2 separate regions of the Homo sapiens genome follow, and region 1 is linked to region 2. Evidence: chromatin loops called from intact Hi-C (ENCODE). Cell type or tissue: endothelial cell of umbilical vein. All regions are shown on one strand. Each heading gives the region's core, and the rest is flanking DNA. Links, peaks and the distances in the headings are about the cores only.

Evidence for each region. Peaks named below come from ENCODE experiments on the same cell type or tissue, not always from the same donor. Only the 100,000 strongest peaks of a DNase experiment are listed, where the experiment ranks them.
Region 1: a loop joins it to region 2, with 7 times the contacts of the local background. A loop is called at or near these places in 7 of 110 quality-filtered maps.

Annotation. Positions count from the first base shown.
Region 1 is chr6:11,272,915-11,284,273 of GRCh38, reverse strand. It overlaps a transcript of NEDD9 not described here. Among named protein-coding and RNA genes, the nearest start is that of NEDD9, 46 kb to the right of the region's middle. RefSeq lists enhancers at 6,357-6,456, 6,467-6,516, 6,617-6,686 and a silencer at 6,584-6,878. In endothelial cell of umbilical vein, for the core only: no CTCF peak of the experiment used is centred there; a DNase peak (open chromatin) is centred at 6,863; H3K27ac peaks cover 722 bases.
Region 2 is chr6:11,348,492-11,359,850 of GRCh38, reverse strand. It overlaps a transcript of NEDD9 not described here. Among named protein-coding and RNA genes, the nearest start is that of NEDD9, 120 kb to the right of the region's middle. In endothelial cell of umbilical vein, for the core only: no CTCF peak of the experiment used is centred there; a DNase peak (open chromatin) is centred at 5,570; H3K27ac peaks cover 2,480 bases.

The DNA.
Region 1 (11,359 bases), core at 2,223-10,222, 77 kb after region 2:
CCAGCCAGTAGGTTTGCTCTTAAAAGGCCTGACCCTGAACAGGAACATTCCATTCTTTGGATGCTGTATTTAAGATGCTATGTCAGACATCTCTATGCAGGATCTCACCATGATAGGCAAATCTCCACCACAATTAGCTTTACTACTGGCTTCCTTAATCTCTCTCTGGCCTATCTTGAGGTCTAAAACCCTGGAGGAGATTGTATGAATTATATTTCCTCATTGCTCCTGCAATCCTTAGAGAGATGACATTTTCATAAGGATGCATCTACACTAACTCTGGCCCTTTCTCTAGAGTAAAGAAGTGACCAGATCACCTTTCATACATACTAGACTGGTTTTATATTGTGATATGATTTCCAAACCCAGGAAGGCTCTGTGTGCCTCTCATCACTCACCACTACTACCATCCACCCTTGCACACACACACGTGAACCCTCCCTCCTGGCTTGCTGACACAATCTGTCTAATTGGAAATCCATTTCTGTGCTTGATGACTTTGTTCCCTATAAAAATACGAATTATCTTTGAAGGAAAAGCAATCATTAACCTTTGTGTGTAGGAGACAGTATTAAAGTAATAGAAAGAGAAAAGCACTCAAGATTCAAGAAAGAGGCATTCAAGATTATTAGATCCCAAATCTTTCCTCTCTTGCAAGAAGAGTTTGCCATGGTCATTAAAGCCATGGCACTGGGTGAGGTCATCATCCATGTGGTGACTATTGCTAGAGAGGAAAACTCTGGAATCTAATGGTCTCAAATGCCTTTTTCCCTCCTCTGTAACCAAGATTCTACTCAAGTTCCCTGATCTACAATAACAGGATGGCATTTGAGCCATTCATTCATTCATTCATGCATTCAGCAAATCCTGACCACCCTCTCACCATGGTCAGGTATTGTTTTAAGAGCAGGGGACACAGTAGTGAACAAAACAAAATCCCTACTCCCACAAAGCTTATATCCAAGCCAAAGAGACAGGTAATCAGCAAATAAACACAAAGGTTGTAATAGGTTGTCAAGGAGTAAGGGATTTCAAGAATAAAAATAAAATAGGGTAAAGAGATGGAGAATGCCAGGAATGCTAGTTTAGATAGAGTATTTAAGGATGTTCTTTCTGAGGCTGCAATGGTTGAATAGAGACTTGAAAACAGTGAGTGAGGCGACAGCTGGGCAGCTAGTAGAACATTCCAGGTACGGGACTGGCAAATGCCAAGGTCATAAGGTAGAAGTTTGCTCAAAGTGTTTGAGGAAAATAAAAGAAGCCTGTATGGTTGCAATAAAGAGATCGCTGGAGAGGCATCCAAAGGCCAAACCATATAGGGCATTGTAGGTGATCATAACGACTTTTCTGTATATTCCAAGCGAGATATGAAACCACTGGAGAGTTCCAGAAGGAAAGTGACAAGATCTGACCTTATTTAGAAAAATCACTTGGGCCGATATACCTAGAACAGATCACCAGGGAGCCAGAGGGAAAGCAGGACAGCCAGCGAGGAGCTGTTGCCGTAGCTCAGGAGAGAGATATTGGTGGCTTAGATGAACAAGGAAGGTAGTAGTCAAAGAGGCAAGAAACAGATATGTGATATATGTTGAAGGATGGGATGTAGGGTTTAGGTTCCATGCCATGAAAAAAGTAAAAAATGACTCTAAAATTGGTTATAGCAAAGGAGAATGCCATTTACTGAGATGTAGAACCATGGAGAAGGTTGGAGGAGGGACAGCAAGTCTGTTCTGGACATGTGAAGTTGGCATTGTCTATGAGATATCCAGGGTTCATGTTGAGCAGGCAGTTGTATACACACAGCTGGGCTTCAGAGGAAGAGTCAAGGTTAGAGAGACTTCCGTTTGTGGTCATCACTGTCTGCATGGCCATTAAAGCCATGGCACTGGCACCATGTGGTGACTTGCTAGAAAAGAGAAGAGGAGCATCCAAGAAAAGACAGTGAGAGGGAACAGCCAGGGTTGTCGGAGGAGTATCTGGAAAGCATGGTAACATGTAAGCCAAACTGTAAAATTGCTCCAAGGAGGGAGTGAGCAAAAGTCGCTGAGAGGTTCAGATGGCGTTTTTAATCTCTACTATTTATTACTGAATTAAAGGAGATGAACACCTGAAACCATGTATTAAAGTACCTTGTGCTACAGGTCAAGTACCAGAAATCTTGACCAAAAATAGCTTAAGCAATAAAAGCATTCATGATGTCACATAATATAATTCTCTGAGAAGAGTAATTCTGAGGGCCGGGCACAGTGGCTCATCCCTGTAATCCCAGCACTTTAGGAGGCCGAGGCAGGTGGATCACTTGAGGCCAGGAGATCTAGACAAGCCTGGCCAATATGGCAAAACCCTATCTATACAAAAATTAGCTGGTTGGGGTGGTGTGTGCCTGTAATCCCAGCTACCCAGGATGCTGAGGCACAAGAATTGTTTGAACCCAGGAGTTTGCAGTCAGCCGAGATCACATCACAGCACCCCAGCCTGGGTGACAGAGCGAGAGTCTGTCTCAAGATAAAAATAAAAATAAAAATATATAAAAAAAGAGTAATCCTGAGGTTGGTTATCTCATTGGCTCAAACATATCAAGGACCAAGATTTCTTCATCTTTGGGCTCTGCCACCCTGTTGGCCAGGTGTGGTGGCTCATGCCTGTAATCCCAGCACTTTGGGAAGCCAAGGCAGGAGGATCCCTTGAGTGCAGGAGTTTGAGACCAGCCTGGGCAACACAGGGAGACCCTGTCTCTAAAAAGATAAAAACAAAAGAAAAAACGGGGGGACTGCTGTAGCTCCAGATATCACATCTTCTCACACCAATGTCCAGAGGTGGAATAAAGGGAATAGCCTTTCATTGTGTCTCTTTCTAAGAGTGAAGAAACTTTACCAGCAACCTCCTGCATAATTATCTTTTCAACGAACCCAGAACTGTACCATGCACCCATGTCTACGACAATCCTGGAAGGCAGAATGATAGAAATCGATATCACACTTTAGGGCTGGGGAAGAGCCCAGGGCCTCTCAAAGGACATGGCTGCTCTGAGGAAGGTGGAAGAAGTCAGGGTTCTGTAAGCAAGAAAGAAGACTTAAAAGGGTAGTTCTTGGTTCAACAACTGATACCATCTGCAACACAAGCATTTGGGCATTCTAAACATGCCTATCTTTCTTCCACAGCAATGATACAAATATAGGAAGTTATGAATAAATATTCATTATCTCTCAGCCAAGAGGACAAGGTTTTCCTTTTCAGGCTAGTGTTTGAGCAACCATTGAATGCTTATGCATGTCGTAGAATCTGTGGGTTCAAAGAGGCCTTGAAGGTCCATGTATCCTCAATATAAAATCCCCATGACTTCTTGTATTAGAAAAGATCCCAGCAAGACATACAGGACACACTCAGATTATCCTAATGTAACAGGAACTCAGAGGATTTGATGCCAGGACTAGCTACAAGTGAGGCCAGGGCTTGGCAAACACCAAGGGCAATGCAGTGGCCAGGGCTAGTGTCAGGGAAACCTCCCTCACCATGCCTAGGAGGCAGAAGAGGGCTCCAAGCGTGGGGCCCCCAACAGGAGTCAAGACCATTGGTTGAGGGACATAGCCAAGCCACAGTGGCCTTGTACGGATGGGAGAGGCAGGGGAAAATGTCCAGACTTTACTTCCTTCTCCACTCAACTGGAAGCCAAAGGGCAGAGGAGCCGCCCAGTGGAATAACTGCAGGTCAGACTCTGGGGTGCAGAGCAGGGGAGAAGAGGGTGGAGATGGCACCGGAGGAGCAAATGGAAGACACCCAGTCCTCCCCATGGTGGGGGCCAGCCACTCCTCAGGCTGCTCATTTCCCCTGGCCAGTTCTGACTGCTGGAAAGTTCCCAGTCAATCCAGGGTCCATGCAAAACAGGTCTAACTCTTCACTTACATGAAAATACTTTAGATAGAGGACAACAGCCCACACACCTCACAGCCAAGTGGTGGAGTGAACAACCTTGAGATGTTAGTTTAGTTCCTTGGCCCCAGGGTACCCAGTGTCTGATGGAATTGGAAAGCTAAGGTCTCCATACATCTTCCCCTTGGCATGTTGTTTCTCAGCTGGAGGTAATTGCATCCCCCACAAGACACTGGCAATGAATAGAGACATTTTTCACTGTCAAAAATGGTGGAAGGCATGCAACTGACATCTAGAGGGTAGAGACCAGGGATGATGCAAAACATCCTATAATGCACAAGGCAGCCCCCACCATGAAGAATGATCTGGCCCCAAATGTCAATAGGCCAAGGATGAGAATCCTGCCCAGGCAGGAGCTGAGCCTGGACAAGGCTGTAGCTGCAAGACCTTTCCCGGGAGCCACCCACGATGTTTCTCTGGGACATCTTTGTTTTCAAGGTGAGCTAATGCTGAAATCTGTGTTTTCAAGGTAAGATAACGCAAAACAGTGCTAGAGTCCTTGAAGAACTGGAGGGAAGGAATAAGCAGCAATGGAGTTTCAGGGGTGCGGGGAGCGGGAGGAGATGAGAGCTGTTTGTTTGCAGTGGGAATGGCAATTGTTGAATTTCCCCTTGCCTGGCCCCGGCTTCTCAACTAATGCAAGGGGGAGCCCTGAGCCACCCTTGATATCCTGCGAGCCATCCTCACATCACAACATCAGCTTTCGCAGGCAAGCATGTAAACAAGAAGACCAGCCACGAGAAACATAAGAAAGAAATAAAAGTTGTTTGGTCTTCTGTCAGGAACAGATTGTTGGAATATTCCAACCCCAGTCCAAAAAGAACAACCAACAATAACAACCGGGAGACCGCAGCCCACGCTGAGACACACGAAGCCTTCGCTTTTCCCGGTGCCGCGGACCGTTTCCAGGAGAACGCGCCGCTGGCATCGTCCTCTGTTTTTGCCATGGCCTGGGGAGCTCTAGTGTTTGTCCAAGCACCCGCATTAGGGCCAAGAAATATGAAAATGTCATCTGTGAGCATGAATCAGGAGCAAGTGAACTTCTCATCTGCTGAAAGTCAGCAGGTGTGAGTATTCTGACAAACATCTGCAGTCCTGCAGCAATTCCTCATTTATTTGGCATCAACAGATCAGCTGGAAATATCATATTTTAAGTGAATCTTCCAGATAGCTCAAGTTCACCCTATTAAAGAATATCCTTAATGATGTAGCCTTTTAGGGTGAAGACAACTTTCCAAAAGGTATCTATTGCCTTTACTTCAATCAAGTATATTGACAATATTTCTATTTTTTAACTGGCTCAGAATAATGAGTATAATGTAATAATAAAAATAATAAGATGTCTGCAGACCTAGGGGTAGTTTGCCCAGACATTAAATGAACCCAGATCAGAACCTTTTTCCCCCTGCTTTTTTTTTTTAACTCTTTATCCTCCCTTTGTGTAGCTGTCAGCTGCTACTCTTTACTTACATCTCCCGACCTGTCCATCTGTAATCCCTGCCTTCTAGTAATTGCCGCTGTGGGCTAGGACAGTGGTTCTGAATGTTGGCAGCATGCTGAAATCTCCTGGGTCCCATCTCCAGAATTGTGTTTTCACTGGCCTAGGCAAGAGGACAGTTTGCAACTCCCCAGGTGACTGTGTTGAGTAGCCAAGGCTGAGAACCACTGAGATGGGAAATCCAGTATCTTATCTGTTAGAATTGTGCACAAAATAAGAGTTAATATGATCTGAGAGATTTTCCTACAAATAAGCTTTAGTGTATAAACCTTTGGCATGTATTTTGAGCTCTTCGAATCTGCAACTTTCTCATTCTTAGCTGTACCTCAGCAATGTGACCTCAAGCTAGGAGAGAGGTAGAAAGGACCAGTGGTTAAGTGTTTGGGGTCTAGAGCTCAATTACCTAGGTTCAAACCTCAACTCTGTGGCCTCGAGCAAGTATCTTAACCTTTTTGAACACCAGCCTCATCTATAAGTGTTGGAAGGACTCAGTGAGTCAGTGCACAGAGAGGGCTGGGGACAGGGTCTGGCACGTCACAACACTCAGCACAGTCAGCGTTACAGGCAGGGTCTGGCAGGGTACAGAATTCGCTTCAGATGAACAAGGAGGAGAGGCAGAGGTGCGAACTGGGAAAAGAGCGCAATTCAAGGCTACTGTGGTTCCCAGAGGCTGGCGAGTGAGAAGCTTGACTAGCCTGGACAGGAAGCGGGAGGGGAAGAAGATGTGTTATGAGATCCCAGGGAAAGCTGAGGCTGTGGAGAGAAGCAGGGAGGCAGCAGAGAGGAAGCACCCGACTCCCATTCTCCCTCCAGCCTCCGACCTCTTGCAGGAGCCTCCCTCCCGCTGGCTGGATCCAGTGAGAAGCCAGGGAGTGGAAAAGAAGTGGCCCTCAGGCTCAGCTTCTCAAGAGGCAAGGCAAGGCAAAGGAAGAAAGAGAATGAATCTGGGTGGGTGGGAGGCAGGCAAATGGAGAAGAACCAGCCGAGTTAGCTATTACTAATCATTCCGTAGCTGGGAAGTCACCAAAGAAAGTCCCTATTGCCCTAGAGTGGGTGAACGCTACACAACATCCGCTGTAGAATCAGAAAGAGAATTGCCCCTCAAGTTCCCACATGCTGGAAGAAATGTGCCTCCACCACAGACCTTTAGCACCAAACTGAGATGGTTCAACACTGCTATGGGCAAAAGTCCAATTTTTTAAGATGTCCTAGCCTCCTTGAGAATCTCAGGGCTGAGGGCAACGTGCCTCATCCCTGTGGACTAGTTCGCGCTGCTCTCTGAGCCTTTTCTCACCAGCTGGCCTCTGTCTCTTTTCCACCCCCTGCCCATGCCTGTCAGAACTCAGACCTCCTAGCTCACTTCCTTTGCTAATTGAAACACATTCCTGAGCCCCATTTGTAACATGCTTTGGAATTTCTTCCTCCACCACTTCCCCACCCCCAAACGCCACCTCTCTCTTCTCACTCATGAATGTTGACCTTTTGTCTAATAAAAGCTTCATTCTTCCAACCTCCCACTATTGACTTAAGTAGCCATTCTTGGCTGTGTTTACATTTGCTCTCCAAAACCATAGTCTCACTACCTATCAAGTACTCAGTGGTGTAAGTAGAGGCAGAAACCCTTTTCTTCCAGCAGCTTCCATTTTAAGTGTAAGGACAAGAGACATTGCTCAGAGTGGCTGGTGGCTTTCCCAGTGGATGTCTTTGCAGCGTGATAGTTCCGCCCCATGCTTTGCCACTGCACCATATTACAAATGAAAATTAGTCACTTCCAGATGCACCCCCCGGGCATCAGAGCCCTCTTGTACTGTGCTGGTACACTTGCTTCGCTGCCTTGGAAACTCTGCAGTGACTCTATTTTCATTTCCATCACTAGTTTGTTTGTTTGTTTGTTTGTTTGTTTCCAGATCCTGTAACCAAAGAGCTATTCCTTTGCCAGGATCTAATTGAACTATTCATCCTTGTTCCTCCATTATGTTCCTTCCAAATTCCTTTGAATCCCTCTTTCCCATCACATATGCATTATGCTATAATAATGGCCACTATTTGGCTCTGTTTTCCCTTGGAAGCCTGGCACATGTTACTACTGTGCTCTCCTGAGTAAAGAGAGAAGGTGGAACCAATCCTGTTCCCCTCTGGTACTCAGATGCCCTTCTGCAAAAGCATCAGAATCAGGGAACCAGGACCTCCAGAAAGAGCTGGGTTTGAAGTTAAAAAAAATCCTAATGAGGTTTGACTTGGCAGAATTTTAAGCACTGATTTGGGTTCAGGTGGGCCAAAAGCGTGAGTAGCAGCAACAGCAGCACCCTCTGTGTACCCACTCCCTGCAAACCCCTGTTCTAGGCCCTAGGAATTCCATCAATCCCTACCCTCAAGGAACTTACATTTTAGATAAGGAGAGAAGACTCAGCATGTGTGCGCGTGCGCACACACACGTGCACACACACATGCACGCACACACACACGTGCACAGGTGCACACACACGCATGCACACATACATGCACACACACACAGAGCCAATAATGCAGGCTAGCATAGAATGAATGCCAATTAAGTAGTAGCTAAATAATAATAATTAACTTGCATTTAAAAATCTGTAACACAGGCATTTCTCTTAATCAAGACTCATTTTCTCCCAGGTAATTTCCATTTTAATTGGTATTGGTGGAGGTTTTAATTAGATTTCTTAATCTATCTCTGTTTCTGTTTGCACAACTGAAAGATGTCTCCCACTTCCAAATCTAGCGTATTGTTTGAAATTTTGAATTTATGACATCTCCACAAATTTACTATAGATTGATCCATCAGTATCTAATGATGTCTTGAGATGATTTCTTATGATTAAAACACTTTAAAGTAGTGATTATCTAAAGTAGAATCTAACTTCCCGTTTGAGGAGGTTGAAACATGTGCTTCCTATCTTCGGTTCTCATTTTTTTTAATGTGGGTGCTGCTTTAGCAAAGCCAATAACTACAAGAACATCCTCCCCCAGTTTGAGTAGATGTGTCACCAGAAAAGCAAAAGTCCAATGCTGAGTGATTTGAGTGGCTTGGAAGAATTTCCCAGCTTGCAGCTTATACTGAACGAGCATTAATACAAGTAAACCATTAACTCATCAGTCACACCTGCTCTGTTTGCTCTGTGCTTGTTTCTATCCTAGCACCCTTGACAAAGTGCTGAGCTTGCTGCCTGTGGGCATGTCGGCCTCCTTGCTAGACCATTCACTAGCTGAGAACATGCAGGAGGTCTTTTAAAAAAAATTTTGTATATATATATATGTGTGTGTGTGTGTGTGTGTATGTATGTATTTTAATTGACAAATAAGAAATGCGTATATTTTATGATGTACAGCATGATCTTTTGAATGTTTGTGCAATGGCTAAATCAAGCTAATTAACATATGCATTAGCTGACATATATCATTTTTTTAGGGTAAAAATATTTAAAATCCACTCTCTTAGCAATTTTCGAGTATGCAATACTTTACTATTAACTATAGTCACCATGACACACAATAGATTCTCTGAACTTACTCCTCCTAACTGAAATTTTGTATCCTTTTACTAACATTTCCTCAATCCCTGTACCTCCTCTCCCCAACCTTAGCCTCTCATAACCACCTTTCTACTCTCTACTTCTATGAGTTCCACTTTTTTACAGCCTGCAAGTAAGTGAGATCGTGTTGTATTTGTCTTTCTGTGTCTGGTTTATTCCCCTGAGCAAAATGTCCTCCAGGTTCACCCATGTTGTCACAAATGCCAAGATGGCCTTTTTTGAGGATATGTAGTATTCTACTATCTATATGTCCTGCGTTTTCTTTATTCATCTACATTTATTCATTTATCCATTGGACACTTAGGTTGATTCCATAACTTGGCTCTTGTCAATGCTGCTACAATGAATATGGGGGTGCAGAGAGCTCTTTGACACACTGATTTCATTTCTTTAGATTTGTACCTAGAAGTGTGTATATATCTAGACCAGAATGGAATTGCTGGGTCATATGGTAGTCCTATTTTTAATTTTTTGAGGAATTTCCCTACTGTTTTTCATAAGGACTGTACTAGTGTACATTTTCCCCAGCCGTGTGTAAGGGTTCTTTTATTCACATCTTCACCAACACACATCATTGGTTTTTTCATGCTTTATTTTTTGGTAATAGCAATTCTAACAGGTCTGAGGTCATATATTATTGTGATGCAGTAGGTATTATTCAGCTTGGTACAGTGAGTACAGCAGAGAGTACAGTTCCCAACAGAGAGTACAGTGCTCTGTGCCCAGCAGGCCCAGAAGTGGATTAACGAGTTGATTGAATAACTGATTAGTGGGAAATAAGGAAAGCATTAATACTCCCAGAGAGCAAGGATAGACCTAGGGGTGCTTGTGAGAAACCAAGGTTGATCTACAGCATTCACAGCCTGGTGAAAGGGGCCCAGAGTGTGGCACCAGCTGTAGCCCTGTCTGCACTGAGGGCCAGGTGAGTGAGATGTGACTGGGTACCCCTTCCAGGTCCAGGGAAGAATCTGAAGAGTGGGGCCCACATCACCCTTCAGAACATAAGACATGGACACTCCCTGATCACAGGGACAGCCCAGGTCATTTAGCCCTATCCCATACCCCTTTATAACAAAATACTCTATTATTACTTCCGTAAAACTTGGAAATTGAGATATGTGCAAATGAGGGTATGTTCCAAAAAGCTCCTAACAAATACTAACTCCAATTCTCATCTGGTTCTTGGGCTTGACATAGAGAGGGAGAGAGAGTGGAAAAAGGATTTGGTCTCAAAACAACTTTTGGATTTTGCCTGGAAACAGTATCTCGTAGCATGTTCATTGCAGCCTTTGGCTGAATTCTTTCATTAGAAAGAGGAAAAGCACATTTGGATGTTGACGTGACATTCAGGTAGGCAACATTTCTTTGCTCGACTTGGGAAAATGCTAATGAAGAAGAAACCAATCCTATAAAAAGAGGTCAGAGTACGTCAAAGTACCTGTCCACCCCCATAGTCGTTTTCCTTAATCTTGACATCTGAATCACTTGCTGTCGGGTGAACACAGGAATTTTCCAGGGAACAATCTCATATTGAGTGAGGCTCTACTCACGGTTGCCCTACATGTCATGGGTGTCCATTTCGGCCTTCCATTGTATGAACAATGCCCAGGGTAATTCGGATCTTGATAACATTGACTCACAACCTCAAATAAATGAAGTCATATCAAGCCACTGGCAAGACGGAATCTGCCGGCCGGAAAGGGAGTAGAAGGCTAGACCACAGGCGGGGACTGTGTGGAGGGCAACACAGGTGAACGCACACAGATAGGCGCAGTCCCCGGCCGTTCGCACCTCAGCATCGGTGGCACTTGTCATGATTCAGGTTGCCCTTGCTTTCAGCAAATTCAACCCTTTTGAATGCTTGTTTTTATAGAAACTAAATTAGAGAGGGATTATTCATTTACAAACAAATTGTTCATTTTAACCAGAGTCTTAAGTAACTGATACCTCTGTGCTAGTTATAATTTTTTTAATCTCAACTTGGATACACATTTTCAAGAATATATCTATTAGGTAAAGTACACTCACATAAGGAAAAGTAGATGGTTAATTGCCTGGCTATTTAATTCCCAATATCATAATCTTGGACACTCCTTTCAATAAACCTTCACCTAGCCAATTCCCAAGAAATCACTTCCTCAAGTGAGTTAAACTGGGCAACGGTTAAGCAATAGGAGTGTCTTTTTTTCAGATGCCAGCACAGAGCCACTTGTCCCTGTTAATCACGAAGACTGGAAAACAAGCAGAGCTATGTGACGGATATATTCACCAGACCCTATCTCTGTGGGAGGCGGTGTTTTGGCACAGACAGGCTGATGATTTCAGGGTCAAGAGGGAAGTGATTAATCAAACTGGGAAGAAGACAGAGGAAAAT
Region 2 (11,359 bases), core at 1,112-9,111:
TATCTGGCAACAAAATGGTACACCAACACATTAAACTCCTTCAACAGGAGAACATCTTCATGACAAAGACAGTGGTTCGCAGGTTGGACACCAATCTTATAGGATGGGTTTCCTTGGAGTTCAGGGTTAACAACATGTGGCAACTTGTTTGGGATATTATGAAAGAGAAAAGTATTCTATTCTGCCTTAACCATGGCGGAAGCAGCCCTTGAGGAGCTGCTGTCATGACTTCCAGTCATCCTTCTAAAGGAAGATGTCTAGAAGAATGTGGGGCAAAAGTGAAGTTTGTACAGAGAATGAGAGGAACTTACAGATAACTTTGAACTGGCATATCTGTAGTTATCTCTATTAATGTGAATTTACAAAAAGTTAACTAGTGAAATAGGGACAGATAGGCATTTGTTCTCTGAAGCCATTTGGGTATGTCTTCATAATCCCAGGACATTGGGCAGAGGCTTCCTCTATCCTCTTACTCAGAGAAATCCAAATATGGCAAATGATCCCTGTAGCTTCCTGGGCAAAGGCCCATTTGCTTCTGATTCTTTCAAGGGTAAACAGGAAGGCTTTATAGAAAGCTTCAGCTTGTTTCTCCAAGAGTTTCCTAACACAGAGATAAATACATACCTTCCCCTGACATCTCTCCACCCTGCCCACGTGAAACCCTTGCTGGCTCTCTGTCTCTGTAACCCCTCTAGCCTTTCCTTTCTGGGGGACTTGCCAGCTTGCTACTCCACCTGGAGAACAGAACAGGATGGAGTAGAACAGGAATTTTCAATTCTCTCCTTTATATACAGAAGCTCTCTCAAGTCTCTCTAAGCTTTTCAGACTTAACGTGTCTCCTACAAAATATTTGTTCCTGACTCACCACTAAGAAGATGAACTTTAAGAATTGCACAGTTTGCCTCTCCCCCATGATAATATGCATAGCTAAGCCACAGCAAGGCTACCTTTCTCATTCTTGCTGCCTGCCGATGGTGTGATCTTAGCCCCTCTCTCAGTATTTGAATTTCCTCGGTCTTTATGAATGGTAAGAGTTGTTTAAGTCTCTCCTTGCAACACTCCGCCACCCACCATTCATCCCATAATCTTTCACATGGAAGACTGCATGTATTTTGTAAAACCAGGGGGAAAAGTCCTGATTCTAAATCAAGAGGCAATTATTAAGAGTGGCACGCAGGTCATTTTTCTTCCTTCCTCCAACCACCCTGTCAACCACCACCCGCCATGTTCACAAAAGCCTCCAAGGCTACCTACAAGAAAATACCCAGCTTTCCTCTAGGGTGACTTGACTCTTCAAACTGCTTCTCAGTGGAAAACTTTTTAAACGCTCCGTTTTATTTATTCTCTAACAGTTTTCCTGTTAACTAGGTTTGGAGGTGTTTTCTGAAACATGAATGCCATTAATCCAACACCAAAAAGATTCCAGAACTTTCCAGGGCACACATGGCCAAGCCTTCCAGACCAGTTTGCACTGGAGGAGCGTTCTGCACTGGCAGGCGTTTCTGCAGCTTCTGACATCAGGGAAAAGGTGTTATTCCTACAGTGCTGCTGACGTTATGTAACAGCAGAGCCATTGCTTTTTTTTTTTTTTTTTTTTTTTTTTTGACGGAGTCTTGCTCTGTCGCCAGGCTGGGAGTGCAGTGGCGTGATCTCAGCTCACTGCAACCTCCGCCTTCCGGATTCAAGCGATTCCCCTGCCTCAGCCTCCCGAGTAGCTGGGACTACAGGCATGCAGCACGCACGCCCGGCTAATTTTTTGTATTTTAGTAGAGACGGGGTTTCACCATGTTGGCCAGGATGATCTCGATCTCCTGACCTCGTGATCCGCCCGCCTTGGCCTCCCAAAGTGCTGAGATTACAGGCGTGAGCCACCATGCGGCCCCATAGCTTCTTTAGTTGAATGGCTGCCTCTGGAGGCGGGACCCACAGGGACTGCCTGGGTGGAAGAAAGGCAGGGAAGGCTGCTTTCACTCATCACCGCAGACTCACTGCCATTCAGCTAGGCCGATCTTGTAGAACTGACGTAGAAAAGATTACTTCTCCATAAGTATAGGTTCTGGTCAGAACCAAACTCTCTTTCCAAGGACTGCTTCCTGCCTGTTTGTGCACACATCTTGTTTTCTTAGGGTCATTGGGACTGAATACTAATTAATCGAGGTCTGCATGATCAGCACCGAAGCAAGCGCCTGAAAAGAGAGTGAATCTTTTTTAAAAGTTACTTTATTATTTGTATTTATTTTCTGGGTGTTGTTTCTGATTCCAAGTAGTTACATAAAAGTTGCAAAGCCAGTTAAACACCCTCTGAATGTTCCTGCAGAACTTGGACTGGGCGCTCCCTATTTAGAGGTTAATAATGGTCAGTGGCTTTCTCTTCCTTTCTAACTTTATTTGGGGTGTGCCTAGCCTTGAGATCTGGGTTGTGGCCATGAATAGGTCTCTGTAGTCCAAGAAACATTTCTCAGACTACGGAAGATGTGTGGAAAGACAGTGCCAAGCTGCCTGCCGCTGTGGCAGCACCAACGGAGAAGAAAAACAAGCCAAAGGATGCGGGTGTGATCAGGGCCTGCGCAGGGGTTGGAGTGGTCATTTGGGGCTTCCAGAGGGATAATGACAAGTTTATCCACAGGAGTAAAGGGTTAGAGCAGCCAGAAGACGCTTGTGTAATGTCCCAGCAAATCAATTTAAAGACTTAAATATGACAACATGCTAAAGAAAGCCTGGAAGGAATTGGTGGGTGAAAAGGAAATCTGCCGGCCTTCAAAAGTGAAAAACGAAGCAAAATGGAGCTCCAAAAAATGGTGGCTCAACGAGACCCCAGTGGGCTTGGCTAGAGGCTCCGGAACAGAAGGCCTCAGTCACCTCATTGTATTCAGCACAGTCTCTAAAGCTGAGAGCAGGAAATCCTGTTGCCCCACCCATGTCCTCAGCTGAGGTCCCATGAGACAATATTCCTTAGATACCAGCAGAAACTTTTCTTACATGCGAAGGGGTGTAATTCACAATATTCTTTAGAAAGATGGTTGAAAGGTCACGTCATTCAGGCCATAAAACATTTATCCACACATTTATTCATCAATAATTTACTGAGTGCTATACCAGGGGGAGGGGAAAGGGTGGGGGGGGTGGGTTATGATGATGCCAACGATTAAAGAGACCAGTCAAGACACTCAAGTGAGCCTGTGGTCTAAAATGATGCTACTGAAGGTGGCAGATGCCCACCTGGGAGTATCTTAGGAATGCAAATTCCAGCCCCGCCCAGCCTTACTGAAACAGAAACCCTGGGGGTGGTGCCCAGCCATCTGTGTTTTAACAAGCTTTCCTGATGCACGGAAAATTTAAGATGTATGGGAACATGGTGTCTCAAACAATGATGTGTCCTGGCCATTTGCGAGATGTGTGGAAAGTAATATATTATTAATGATAGTTAGCATACCGACATTTGTGAATAATTTATATGTATGTCACCTGCAAAGATTTTGTAAAAATACAGATCCCTGGCTCCACCCAATTCCAACGGAGTAGAAATATCCAGGTGTGGCAGGCAGTATTTAGTTTTAAGACTTCCCAGGTGACTCTTAGGATCCGTCAGGTGTGGGAACCAGTGGTCTATAAGAGCCATTTGCCCCATAACAAAGAGAAAAAATCATGGAATTCTAGAGGGTGGTCCCTCGGAGAGCAGGTTTCCCCACTCCCCTAACAAATGTTAGGCAGATCTCAATTGAAACACATACAAGAGAAACTCCAACTGCAGCAGAAATGGAGTGGAGGTTGCTTCATACTTTCCTTTCTGCAGTGGCTGTTGCAGCTCTTAGTAAAAATCTAGAGCTCTCGGCCGGGCATGGTGGCTCACGCCTGCAATCCCAGGACTTTGGGAGGCCAAGGTGGGCAGATCACGAGGTCAGGAGATCGAGACCATCCTGGCTAACACGGTGAAACCCCGTCTCTACTAAAAAATACAAAAAATTAGCCGGGCGTGGTGGCGGGTGCCTGTAGTCCCAGCTACTGGGGAGGCTGAGGCAGGAGAATGGTGTGAACACAGGAGGCGGAGCTTGCAGTGAGCGGAGATCGCGCCACTGCCCTCCAGCCTGGGCGACAGAGCGAGACTCTGTCTCAAAAAAATAATTAAAAAAAAAAACCTAAAGCTCTCAAAAATATGGTTTGAAAAGCATGGATGTTTCTATCACCACCTCCTCCTCCTGCCACATACGCCCCATTCATTGATGAAGAAACCAAGGCTCAGAAAAGTAAAATGACCTGAAAACATGTGACTGACCATTCAGGTCTGCCCAAGACTAAAGGCATCCCAGAAATTAGAGCGTTCAGTTTTAAAACAGGGACAGTCCCAGACCAACCAGGATGAATTCGTCACCCTAGGTCGGAGACTTCACGACACCCACAGTTCTTGCGTTTTGGCTGATTTATTATTGTTGTTGTTGTTGCTATTATACCATATTACTGCAAGAAGAATTCAAATTACTATTGGTTTTTAATTTTTTTTTAAATTTTTCTAGCCCCTTGAGAAGTTCTTACTAAATTACTATGGTTTCCTTTTAAAAACCATATTTGTTTTTATTCCCTCATTCCAGAAGGATTTAAGGGAGTAATACCCTTATTTTATGTGTTTTGAAATACTTGTAAGTATTCTAAAATACTCTGGACTATTCCTGTGTCCATGTCTCCTCTATCTGACTTCAGACCCACCATACCATATGCATTTTCTCTTTGGCTTCCATATATTTGTGTGATGTTTGCTATGGCACCTACTGTGCCCTACTGAGATCTGTGTATTAGTCAGAACTCTTTAGCTTGCCAGTAAAAGAAAACAAAAGGATGGAGTATGTCAGCTTGGGTAGCAGAAAAGAGCTTCAGGCACAAGTGGATACAGGGGCTCCACCTCATCAGGACATGGTCCCTCTTTGAACCCATAGCAAGATGGTCACATGCAGCTCCACACACCCGCATCCTCCCAGCAACCCAGCTGACGGCATCTTGTCCCCAGTAGCTTTTGTAAAAGTCCCTAGGATGAACTCTGTTTGGGCTGACTTGTGCTATGACCCTTCCCTAAACCAGTTGCAGCCCCCAGGACAATGGAATACTCTGATTGTCCAGACTGTGGCCATGCACCCACCCCTGGCACCAGGGTCTAAGAAGAGAGAAATGCAAGTCTCCCAAAAGAAAGTCAAAAGATGGTTCCTAGAAGCAGAGGAGGAACAGATGCTGGGTAGGTGAAAACAGCAAATGTCCATGGTAGTCTTAAACAGTTCAAGAGGGCTGACCAACTGATTGGCTGATGCACGGGCAACAGCATGCAGCTCCATGTCTTCCTCTATCCCCACTCTGCTGAGATCTAGGTACTATTTTCCCCTGAAACACTAGGTTGCAAGACTCCAAGGTCACCATTGTCAGTTCTAATTTTGAAGACACGCACCACATTTAGCTGAAGCTAGCAGCAGCCCCAGAACCCATGGGACTCCATCCGAAAAATGATAAGCCCTTTGCTGGGCTCCCAAATATGGAGCTCCTGAGAGTGAGGAGCTGGTGACTCATGTTCTCTGTGCTTTGGTTGCCCCCACGTTTTCCAGCTGGGTTGGTGACGTGGGACTCAGTACTTTCTTCAATGCGTCCTGTACACAAAGAATAAATAGCCCCAGAGCTCTTTCTTTTTCTTCCTGCCTTTCTTCCTGTAATTCATTCTCAGCCCAACTCAGCTTTGTTCAAACCACAGTATTTCACATTGCCTGGCAAGTTCTGACACAGCTGCTTGCTTTATTCTTTCAGTCTTCTGTTAAGCCAGAGGTAAAGTTATACCTTGTGGCTAATTTTTAGTCTGTAAACCTTATCCCTTGTTCAAGCCGAAATCTTAGATTAATCAGCATGAAAATGCCAGCTCCCCCAAGACCGTTGAATTATGGCCCCCATCACTCTTCCTGCCCTGACATTCATTTGAGTCCCTTTCAACTTTTACAAGTTGTTTTCTCTTATCCATGAGCAAGGTGGTGGCTTGGGCCTTTTTAGGCAATTTTCTTTTCTTCTTAATCACCTGCCCCTATTCCATCCAATCTATTTCAATTTCTATATAATCATGTAATACATCTCTAATTTGAGTCACCAGGTTTTCCACGTTAAAGGTGGGCTTTAGGAATGTTTATTTTACAAACTAATAGAACTTCCAGTCCTATGGACTCTAACTAGTAGTGGGGCCACTGTGTCAGCTTCCCAGAGCTGCTGTTACAAAGTACCATAAACTGGGTGGCTTCAGATGACAGAAATAGATTTTCTTACAGTTCTGGAGGCCAGCAGTCTGAAATCAAGGTGCTGGCAGGGCCACGCTCTTTCTGAACCTTCAAGGGGAGGATCCTTCCTTGCCTCTTTCAGCTTCCAGCAGCCCCGGGCATTCCTGGGCTTGTGGCAGCATCTCTCACACCTGTGCCTCCATCTTCACAGGGCCGCCTTCTCCCTCTGCGTCTCTTTCACACAGAGTTCTCTTCCCCTTTTACAAAAACAGCAGTCATATTGTATCAGGGCTCACCTTCATGACCTCATCTTAACTTGATGAAATCTGCAAAGATCTTATTTCCAAATAAAGTCACATTCGCAGGTGCAAGGAGATAGGACTCCCACATACCCTTTCATGGGGAAGGAAGACACAATTCAACCCCTAGCAGCCAGGAAAGAGAAAAACAGGGACAGAAAAATAACTCTTTGATCTTGGTCAACCAAAAAGGGGATCCTGATGTTCTCAGAGGATGTTCACCCAGAAAGAGCCTGGGACCCCGACAGGAACATCTGGAGATGGAGGCGAAAGCCTAGCAGCAAAGGTGATCGCTCAAGAGGGCAGGAGAATCCACTGGAGGGCAAAAGCCAAGGACACATTTGTGCTTGAAGAGCCTACTGTGTGCCACATGTGCTTTTATCCCATTGAATCCTCAAATAACTCTGCCAAAGAGTTGCTATTATTCTTTTTTAATACATGGAGAAACTGAGGCTCTGATTAAATAATGAGACCCAGATTATAAGTAGAAAAGCGAGATCATGATTGCTATTACCGCTGTCACTTCTGTTTTTAATAGGCATTGGATCTCTTGTGCTACTATACACCAAGGATGTTACCTGTATTAACTGAGATCTTCACAGCTCACAAAGCTAGATATTGATGGCCTTATAGAGATGAAGAAACAGAAGCTCAAAGAGTTTCAATCACTTGCCTGAAGTCACACAAGTATTACATAATTCAGCCAAAATTTAAACTCTGGTCTTTCTGACTGGCAGGACCATTCCTTACCATGATGCCATGTTGCTGGTGGACATTAGGGTATCTAAACTAGGGTAGTCCTAGCTTCAGAGAAAGAAGCTGTATAAAGAAACCAAATGATTATGCTTGAGGCTTAACCAAAGCAATATAAAAAGTGTATGTTCTCAGGGGAATGGGCAAAACAGAAGAGAAAAAGGCCGGCCACCGAGCGGCTGTGGGTGAATGAGTTAACCAAAGAGCAAATGTCTGAGTTGGATCATGAAACAGCAGATCAAGTGGGCTCAGTGTCTGTAAACATCTACACTGCCCATGAGGACAAGATCTGTATGCTCCATCTACACCCAGAGGCTGAAGGAATGCCTGTGGTGTAGACAACTCACTTTTCTAGAGAAATGGAGAAGGGATTAGACATGTTAACCCTGAAGAAAAGGAAACTTGGGGTAGGGTAGGCTCAGAAAGTCTTCAGAGGTTGGGAACGTGGCCCATGAAAGAGCAGGGAGACTGGAAAGGGACCCTGCCTGTGGAGGCAGCTCTGGGCCCCACTTGAACACACACGGGTGAACCACTTGACCCACCTTACAGTGAAAGAAGCTGGCACCTGTGGACCACTGGAGAAACCTCAGTAGCCATCTGGTGTTCCCCAATGACTGTGTTGCTCACAACCCTCAAGAGTCCTTTGTTGCTTTTGGAATTGTAGGGCTGGCAAGATGTCTTCACCCACTGCTAGATTCATGGCTGAGGCCCCTATAATGAAGGACAGATGAACAAGAGAAGAACATACAAACGCATAGAATATAAGTTTTACATGACACAGAAGCCTTTGAGGGGAAATGAAGAACCAGAGAAACAGGGAAACCTGTGTATTTGCTATGCTCGATTGGATGAAGAGTGGACAGTCATGGAGAGGCATGACCGAGCAAAGCGGGTGATAACCTGGAGGGAATGTCACCACATCTGTTGGCTCAGATTCTCCTCTGTGTCCTTGTGTCTTCAGAAAAAGGATGTTCCTTTCCTCTGAGTATGCGGGCATCACTCACACCAGGGTCCAATGTCCTACTTCAGGGGAAAGTCAGGAAATCCTTCCTGGGACTGATGACCGGCCTCAGAGAGAAGGGTAGAACAAGGGAAGGTGAGAGTGGCCTTTCTGCTTTTGCTGTTTTCTCAAATGCCAATTTTCTATTTTCAGGGGCAATATGTCCTGAACCCCATCAGGATGAAGCCCCAGCTCCATGAAGCCCCTCTTGAACTGGTCCATCCTACTGTTCCAGTCTCAGCTCCCTCTGCTCCAGGCCTTGAACTTCACATTCCAGCCTGGGGACTCCTGGCAGTTCCCTAAATATGCAAAGAGCTCAGCTTTCTTTCCTGGTCCTGGTCCTGGTCACTTGGCCCTCTCTGTCTCTCCCTTCCTTCTTCCCATCTCTCTTCCTTTCTGGCTCATGTCCCTCGCACATGCTGTAAACTCTTCCTGGAACATCTCCCTTCCACCTGTGAATCTCTTGCCAGCTCACTTCTTTTCTCCCTTTAAGAATCCACTTCTCAAAAGAAAATGGCAACTCTGTGAGGTGATAGAAATGCTGATTCGCTTGATCATTGTGGCGTCCACAATGTATATATAAAACAAGTTGTACACATTACCATGTATAAATTTGTGTTTGTCGATTATATGTCAAGAAAGACAAGGAGGTGTGGAAAGACTGCACCTCTGTCAAGACGCCTTTCTGACCACCCCCCGACCCTGGTTGACACTCCCTGACATGAGCCCCCGAGTGTTTACCTACGCTATGTGTATCAGGGCATCCCGACCACTTGCTCACTCACCTGTCTCCCCACTGTGAGGTCAGCGGCAGGGCCTTGTTCAGTGTCTTAGTCATATCCCCTCCAGCACCCACCATGACCTCTGGCACTAAGTAGGGGCTCAATAAGCCAATCATTGTGTTGATGTACCAGTGACATTGAGGGAAGACCAAGCTCGCCGACCTCTAAGATCCTGTCCACTCTGAGAGTCTGTGAGTCTGTATTTCTGCTCCCACAGTTAGTCACGGAGGAAGTTGCCAAAGCAGATGATGAGACTTCTGTTTGGGGTTGCCCAGGTCTGCCTGGCCTTTGCAATTTGTAATCAGGTCCTTTGAAAGAGAAACTGAACTGAGAGAAAAACACAGTTTGGATGAGGCAAGAGTTGCAAAATAATGAGTTATGTAATGGTGATGGTGGCCTGTGGTAGCATCTTTGGCCCTGCCCAGATGATACAAGACTTTGTATGTATACCCTTGAGCATGGCCAAAAGGACAATTGTCAAAACCACGGCTTAAGTGTTCAAAAGCCTCTTTTCCCATAAGATGTTGCCTCTTGAGGTCAGACTGAAATCCTGTACCTGTAATAATTTCCTCCTTAGGACTGGATGTACATGAAAAGATTGGAGATATATATGTACCTTTTTTATATGCCATGTAAATGGTATAACCCTTGCACTCTTTGGCCATTAACAGCCAATTGTCAATTAGTTTATTGTGTATTAGATCAAACTGTATTGCCCAGGCCAGCTCCTGAAGAACTGTGAACTATGAACATCTCAGCCTAGAAGGATAATGTGACCTTCAATTTGCACACCATCCATTGTCTCTTTCAAACTAAGAGCCTCTCTAAGCTAGATAGGCCAAGGATTATTTTTTTAACTTTTATTTTAGGTTCAGGGGTACATATACAGGTTTGTTACATAGGTAACCTCATGTCATGAGGGATTTTGTATAGATTATTTGGTGACCCAGGTACTAAACCTAGTACCCATTAGTTGTTTTTTCTGCTCCTCTCCCTCCTCTCACCCTCCACCCTCAGTTAGTTCCCAGTGTGTGTTGTTTCCCCACATCTATCCATGTGTTCTTATTATTTAGCTCCCACTTATAAGTAAGAACATGCAGTGTTTGGTTTTCTGTTCCCGATTAGTATGCTGAGGATAATGGCTTCCAATTCCATCCATGTTTCTGCAAAGAACATGCTCTCATTCTTTAATATGGCTGCATAGCGTTCCATGGTGTGTATGTACCACATTTTCTTTATCCAGTCTATCATTGATGGCCATTGTGGTTGATTCCATGTCTTGGCTATTGTGAATAGTGCTACAATAAACATAACATGTGCATGTGTCTTTATGATGGAATGATTTCTATTTCTTTGGGTATATACCCAGTAATGGAATTGCTGGGTCAAAGGGTATGTCTGTCTTTAGGCCTTTGAGAAATCACCACGCTGCTTTCCACAATGGTTGAACTAATTTACACTCCCACCAATGGTATATAAGCATTCCCTTTTCTCCACAATCTTGCAAGCATCTGTTATTTTTTTATTTTTTGTTAATAGCCATTCTGACTGGTGTGAGATAGTATCTCATTGTAGTTTTGATGTGCCTTTCTCTAATGATTAGTGGCATTAAGCTTTTTTCATATGCTTGTTGGTCACATGTATGTCTTCTTTTGAAAAGTGTCTTTTTATGTCCTTTGCCAAATTTTTAATGGCGTTGTTTTTTCTTGTAAATTTGTTAAAGTTTCTTATGGGTTCTGGATATTAGACAGATGTAAGATGCATAGTTTGCAAATATTTTCTCCCATTCTGTAGGTCGTCTGTTCCCTATGGTGATAGTTTCTTTTGCTGTGCAGAAGCTCATTAGTTTAATTAGATCCCATTTGTCAATTTTTGCTTTTGTTGAGATTGCTTTTGGCATCTTTGTCATGAAATCTTTGCCAGTTCCTAAGCCCAGAATGGTATTGCCTAGGTTGTCTTTCAGGGTTTTTATAGTTTTGGGTTTTACATTTAACTCTTCAGTCCATCTTGAGTTGATTTTTGTATATAGTATAAGGAAGGGATCCAGTTTCAATCTTCTGTAAATGCCTAGCCAGTTATTCCAGCACCATTATTGAACAGGACTCCTTTCCCTGTTGCTTGTTTTTGTCAACTTTATCAAAGATCAGATGATTGTAGGTGCACAGCTTTATTTCTGAGCTCTCTATTCTGTTCCATTGGCCTGCGTGTCTGTTTTTGTACCATGCTGTTTTGGTTACTGTAGCCCTGTAGTATAGTTTGAAGTTGGGTAGTGTGTTACCTCCCGCTTTGTTC